2 separate regions of the Mus musculus genome follow, and region 1 is linked to region 2. The links are chromatin contacts, found by Hi-C or POLR2A ChIA-PET in ENCODE. All regions are on one chromosome and are shown on one strand. Each heading gives the region's core, a stretch centred on a gene start or an enhancer-like site at or near the end of the contact. The rest is flanking DNA. Distances are from core to core; before and after follow the strand shown. Region 1 holds the start of Zc3hav1l (zinc finger CCCH-type, antiviral 1-like). Region 2 holds the start of D630045J12Rik (RIKEN cDNA D630045J12 gene).

Region 1 (2,890 bases), core at 312-2,811, 45 kb before region 2:
GAAGGCAAACAGGAGAAAACTTGTTTCAGAGCCTACCCTCACAGTGACACACTTCCTCCAACAAGGCTACACCTACCCAACAAGCCGCATCTCCTAATAATGCCACTCCCTGGGCCAAGCAAATTCAAATTACCATACCCCTATATGATATCAGGCCTCTAGCATTTAAAAACTCTCTGAAAAGATGGCAGAATTTCAAATTTTTTCACGGTACTCATTCAGACTTTTAATCTGGAATGAATTACAATCCAGAATTCTGAAATTGAATATATTTCTAAGGGCAAGGTCTTTGGCTGAGTCGGGATCTCACCCATTTGGTTAGTCTAGCCAATTAGCTGCCCCTGTGGATCCTGCCACTGCCTACCAAGTGCTTGCATTACAAGTGGCCCCCACATCTTCCTGTATTTGTATAGGATCTGGGCATTCAAATTCCAGCCTCACACTTGTCTAGTAAGTGTTTTATCCACTGGGCTGTCTTCCCAGTCCATCTATTCTGTAACATACAGAATCAGTCTTATTAAACTTCTGGATACACTTGCTTACAACATCAGTGCCCTTGAAGTAAAATTCTTCCCTATCTCTATCTTGCTTGAACGTCTCTTCTCTCTGTGTGCATGTGGTTTTCATTCCTCTCTAACCCCTTTCTCAACTTGAATCTTTCTTTTTTCAGTTGTATCTTAGGTCGGCTTCTCTCAGAGGCAAACAGAGAAGGATTGTTTGAGAGCAGACCCTTTACAAGGTAATCCCAAGGAACCACTTCTCAGTTTACATTTTCGGCTGGGCTCCCTGGTAAGCAGATAAGGATTCCATGTAAACCGTTTCTTAGTAGGGAGGGAACACAGGGAAAGGCAGGTTCTACAGGAGCAACAGGGTTCTTTTCCATTAAGGAATCATAGCGACGAAACCATAGAATATCTCTCGACCACTCCGTAGAGGAATAATACGCTAGGAATTTGTCCATTGTTAGGAAGGAAAATCCTTTTAGGTTTAGTGGGTGTTTATGTATATTGTCACCAATTTGACAATAGGAAAAATGTTTATTTATAAGCTGACAGAGAAAAATCAACAATATCATGGCTCAATCCCATCTGAGGCATGGAGCTGATTGATCAGTATTATGGTGTGTGTTCAATAAACCATCCCTATCTGACTGAAATCGGGGTTTGTGTAAGCTCGTGGGGCGACTCATGGACCCCAACACTTAGGAAGTTTTTACCCACTGTGCTGGTTCCTTACTAGGTTTTTTGAGACAGGGTGTCATGTAGTCCAGGCTAGCCTCCAACTCCCCTTTGCAAAGGACGCTGGCCTTGATCTCGGCCTTTTCTTGCCCCCACCTCCCAGGTGCTAGCTAACATTCCAGGCGCGCGCCCCCAGGCTGGGAGAACCACTTCAGCAGTTTACATTCTTTGCAGCCCTCCCTGTTATCCGGTATCTGCCAGGAACCCAGGAGCCAGGAATGTTGCAGGGGCTCAGGCCCTGCCTTCTGAGGCCCGGCCCCCTACAGCTCGCAGGCTCCGGTCGGGGCCGCGGCGGGGAGGAGCCTGGAGGCCCCGGGCTGGCGGGGACGCGCTGGCGGGCCATGGCGGACCTCACTCTGTGCGCGTTCCTCACCAAGGTGCTGTGTGCTCACGGCGGCCGCATGTTCCTGCAGGACCTGCGCGGCCACGTGGAGCTGTCGGAGGCGAAGCTGCGGGCCGTGCTGCGGCGCGCGGGTCCAGAGCGCTTCCTGCTGCAGGAGGTGGAGCTGCGCGACGGCCCGTGGGACGCAGAGGCCGAGGTGGCGGCGGGCGAGGGCGCGGGCGCGGGCTCAGGCGGCGGCGCCACGGCCTGCAGGGTGATGGCCGTGTCCTCCGCGCGCCTCTGCGCCCGCTACCAGCGCGGGGAGTGTCAGGGCTGCGACCAGCTGCACTTGTGTCGCCGCCACATGCTGGGCAAGTGCCCCCACCGCGACTGCTGGTGAGGGGCGGAGTCCTCAGTGTCCAGCGGGGCAGTGGGTGCGGGCGGGCGGGATGCGCCTTCCGGATGCTTCTCGGCGAGCCTGGGTGGGATGGGACAAAGGCCTTCGCGCTGGCCGCCCTGTGCACCTAGTCGCCGAGAGAAATAATATGGAAGGTCTCTCCACTGAGGTTTATTATTCACCCCCCCCCCGCCCCCCAATTTGCTGTCCCTGTCCCAGGATGCTAGGATGTTCCACAACAGCAGCCCGGTTGAATCCGTGTTGCCACTTTTGAATTCACTTATGCCAAATGCCGCTTGAGGGACACCTGGGGGCTTTATGGCCCGCGGAACTTCTGTTCCCTTCTCTCCCTCCTTCCATAACCACAGCCCTTTCGCGCTTAAAAATCTGGTGTCCAATCGCAGGAAACTGGTGGCAGGATGGGGTGAGGGCATAGTGCTGCATAGCCCAAGCCCAGTGCTTTGCAGCAATCCGGGAAGCTTTCTAGTGCTTTCTTTGTAGTGTTGGTGGACAAAGAGAGGCCAGCAGCTGTTGTTGGCCTGAAGATTACGTTTTAGTCTTTACAAAAACAGATAAGTAATCTCAAAAAAGCCTGAGGGTAGGGTACTCACAGAACAGGGAAATGACCCCTGGAAGCTGAGTTGCCTCAATCCGAATTGTTTTATTAGTACTTGGGGAATTCACTTGTGAAGTGGAAATGCCCTAGGCAGAGTTAGACCCACCAGCCTCTTCCCTCTTCTTGACCCGGCCTCCTGACTGCTTTGAACTCTTCTAGGTCTACCTGTTCTCTGTCCCATGATATCCACACACCTATCAACGTCCAAGTCCTGAAAAGCCGGGGGCTTTTTGGCCTCAATGAAGGGCAGCTGCGAATCCTGCTTTTGCAGAACGACCCCTGCCTTTTCCCAGAGGTGAGTCCTTGAGAAGTCGCCA
Region 2 (2,700 bases), core at 129-2,628:
ACTAACAAGTTCATAAAAAATAACAACACAATAGGACTAAATGTCAAGAGCTGCTCCAGGCTGTGCCCCGTGGCCAGGTGAGTAATTCAGAGAAAAGCGAGGAGAGGGGAGCCATACCTAGGGCTATTGTGGTCAGGGTGCAAACATGCTCAGACAAGCAAACTCTCTACTTGGGTATGCTGGAGACAACTCCAAGAATGTATATGTCTGGGGGAGCAGGAGAGCAATGTATGGGGGTTGCTTATGACAAGTGACACAATGGAACGCAAAAATTAGGGTCATCAACAAAAGCTTATAACCTAGATTCTCATCTTCCCTGAAATTTAACAGGTGCCTATTTTTTTTTTTTTTTCAGAACAGGAACTTCTGATTCTTTGCCTAGATAGATGAGTTTGCCCAGCAAAACTGGGTAGCATCTTTCTGGGTCTTTTGCCTACCTCACTGAAGAGCAACCTTGATCCTTGGCCAGTCTGGATGGCTGACATTTCCCACTGTCTGTCATAGTTTCTCACTCAACAAGATACTTCTCTTATGCACGGCTTGCAGACCACGGCTGGTGCAACCTCTGAAATACAACTGTCCAAAATTGTAGTGTGTTCTAGGACCTTCCAACCTTATTCGGCCTTCAGAGTTAATGCACTTGGCTCTTAGCACAGAGACACATGCTAACTCCCATCCACACCCCCATTTCCCCAGGAAACTAACCCCCAACAAGGTCTTTTTCATCATATATTGGTGCTACTTTCTTTTTTAAAAAATAAGGCCTGGATCTGTGTGTTTGTGTCTGTCCACTTTGATTCAGCTTCAGTAGCCCCTTTCTGAAGACTCACTAAGCTCAGGGCAGTAGGCCTAGGTCTTACCAAAGGCCCACCTTTGCCAACAAGGTGGCACAGCTCTGGAAAGGCAAAGGATGGGCTGAGCCCTGTGTGCCTCCTCCCCATTCTTTTCCAGCGCGCGGGCTCTGGGAAAGAGAGCCGACTTCTCTCGGCTTTGTCCGCTCAGCAGCCCGGGGTCTGCCAGGGACCACGGCCGCCCCGCACACACACCTGCTGCCCGCCCCGCGTGGGCGGCTCGGGAGGAGCGTGCTCCGGAATCACCCGGTTTGCGACCGTTCCTCTAGGGCCCCGGGGGTGCGGGTGCGGGGCGGCGCCGTCCCGGGCGCCCTCCTGAGAGGCGGGTCCTGTGGGAGGGCGGGGACCGGGTCCCGCCTCGCCCTCCGCCGGGCCGCCCGCAGGCAGGCGCCGGGCCGGCCGGGAGGTGGTGCTCGCCTCCCCGCGCGGGGCCGTGCGTTGCCCGGCAGCGGCTGCGAGGCTCGGGAGGGGGCGGAGCGGCGCGGCCGGCGTGCAGCGGCCCCAGTCCGCGGATCCGGCCCGGCCCGCCCCCGCCTCGCCGGCCTCGCTGCGCGCCGGTGCTAGGCGCCCAGTCTCCGCCGCAGCGGACGCCGGCGTCCCGGGCCTGAGCGCGCCCACGCCCGGAGGCCGGGGTGTCGGGGAGCCGACGCGTGGCCATGGAGCGGGAGCCCCGCGCCAGGGTTGCACTGGTGCCGGAGCGGTGCGGCCGCGGGCCTTCCTCCCGCCACCGCCGCCCGGGGCTGCTGCTCCCCGGCCTCTGGCTGCTGCTGCTCGCCGGGCCGGCCTCGTGCGCCCCAGGTAAGCCTCGCGGAGCCCCCCGGGACGCGGCCGCCACCCTGGCCGCCTTCTCTGCCGCGCTCGTCACCCCCTGGCTTCCCCACCCGCCCATCCTCTTTTATTCTTCACCGCTCCCTCGCCCTCCTTGCTGGAGATGCTTTCCTATTCTTCCTGGGCCCTGCAAATAAAGGCATGGAGGAGAGGAATAAATCCAAAGGAAAAAAGAGCGAGCGGTTTCTGACCGGTCTTGCTAAAAGGTCTGCAACCTAGTCTTCCGTGAACCATGTTGCCCGAGGCGGGTTTGGTGGTTTCTGCTCCGAAGATGCCTATTTTCTTTTTCCCCTTTGCAAAATGCAGGCACTGGAATTGTGTTTGTGCACGGTTGTGTGAATGTGGCGTAGCGAATGTTTTGGGATACTTTTATTGTTGGGGCAAAGGGATGCATCTGGTGTGTGCAGAAGAGCAGTTGTGCATTGCCGTGAACACCCAGTGTTACCCCAGATGCAAGCAAGCTGGCTGTGTCCCCCAGTGCGCCAGGACACAAAGAACATTCAAAGAAAAAAATCTCTTGGAAAGCGCCCTGGCCATGGATCTTTCCAGGGAACTAGCTATTGGTATTACCTCCACAAAGGCATTACAATGGAGTGTGAAAATATTTTGAGTCTGAAGTGTCAGGGCATGAAAGGAGTCATGGTTGGTTTTTATAATAGATGCAATTTAGTGACTGTTCATCAGCATGGGATTAAGAGACATGATTTATGAGGCGTGTGGGTGGGTTTTGTTTGTTGAGGAAATGGTTTAATTCATGTTGCTTCCCCGAAATGTTTATTTATCCATCCTGAGCACGCACTGCACTGGACTGGAGACCATCTCTGAGGTGACACAGTGCATCCTGTGATTGCCCCAGCCCACACGTGCTTGGTTGCTTTGTGGGTAGGAAAGGAAAGGAGAAAGGAGCAGTTTAGGTGGAGAGCTTCTTCTCACTGCTCAGGAGAGACAGAAAAGCCATGAAAGCAGCCCAGAACCCTGCCTGCTTGTGGGAGCAGGGCCAGAGGACTGCCAAGTGGTTTGA

What was found. Hi-C counts contacts between places; a loop is a spot of excess contacts on that map. ChIA-PET counts read pairs that join two places held with the same protein, here RNA polymerase II (POLR2A).
Region 1: a map of heart shows a loop between it and region 2 (4-fold over the local background). The contact joins the promoter of Zc3hav1l here to the promoter of D630045J12Rik in region 2. A Hi-C loop is called at or near these places in 4 of 37 maps with a recorded cell type or tissue (Patski, heart and left cerebral cortex). POLR2A ChIA-PET finds 5 or more read pairs at or near these places in 4 of 5 experiments (Patski and embryonic stem cell).

Annotation. Positions count from the first base shown.
Region 1 is chr6:38,297,930-38,300,819 of GRCm38, reverse strand. Zc3hav1l (zinc finger CCCH-type, antiviral 1-like) reads left to right here and starts at 1,561. Exons shown (of 4, transcript NM_172467.3): 1 at 1,561-1,956; 2 at 2,733-2,868. The coding sequence starts at 1,580.
Region 2 is chr6:38,252,817-38,255,516 of GRCm38, reverse strand. It overlaps D630045J12Rik (RIKEN cDNA D630045J12 gene), which reads left to right and starts at 1,378. Exons shown (of 20, transcript NM_194061.3): 1 at 1,378-1,649. The coding sequence starts at 1,508.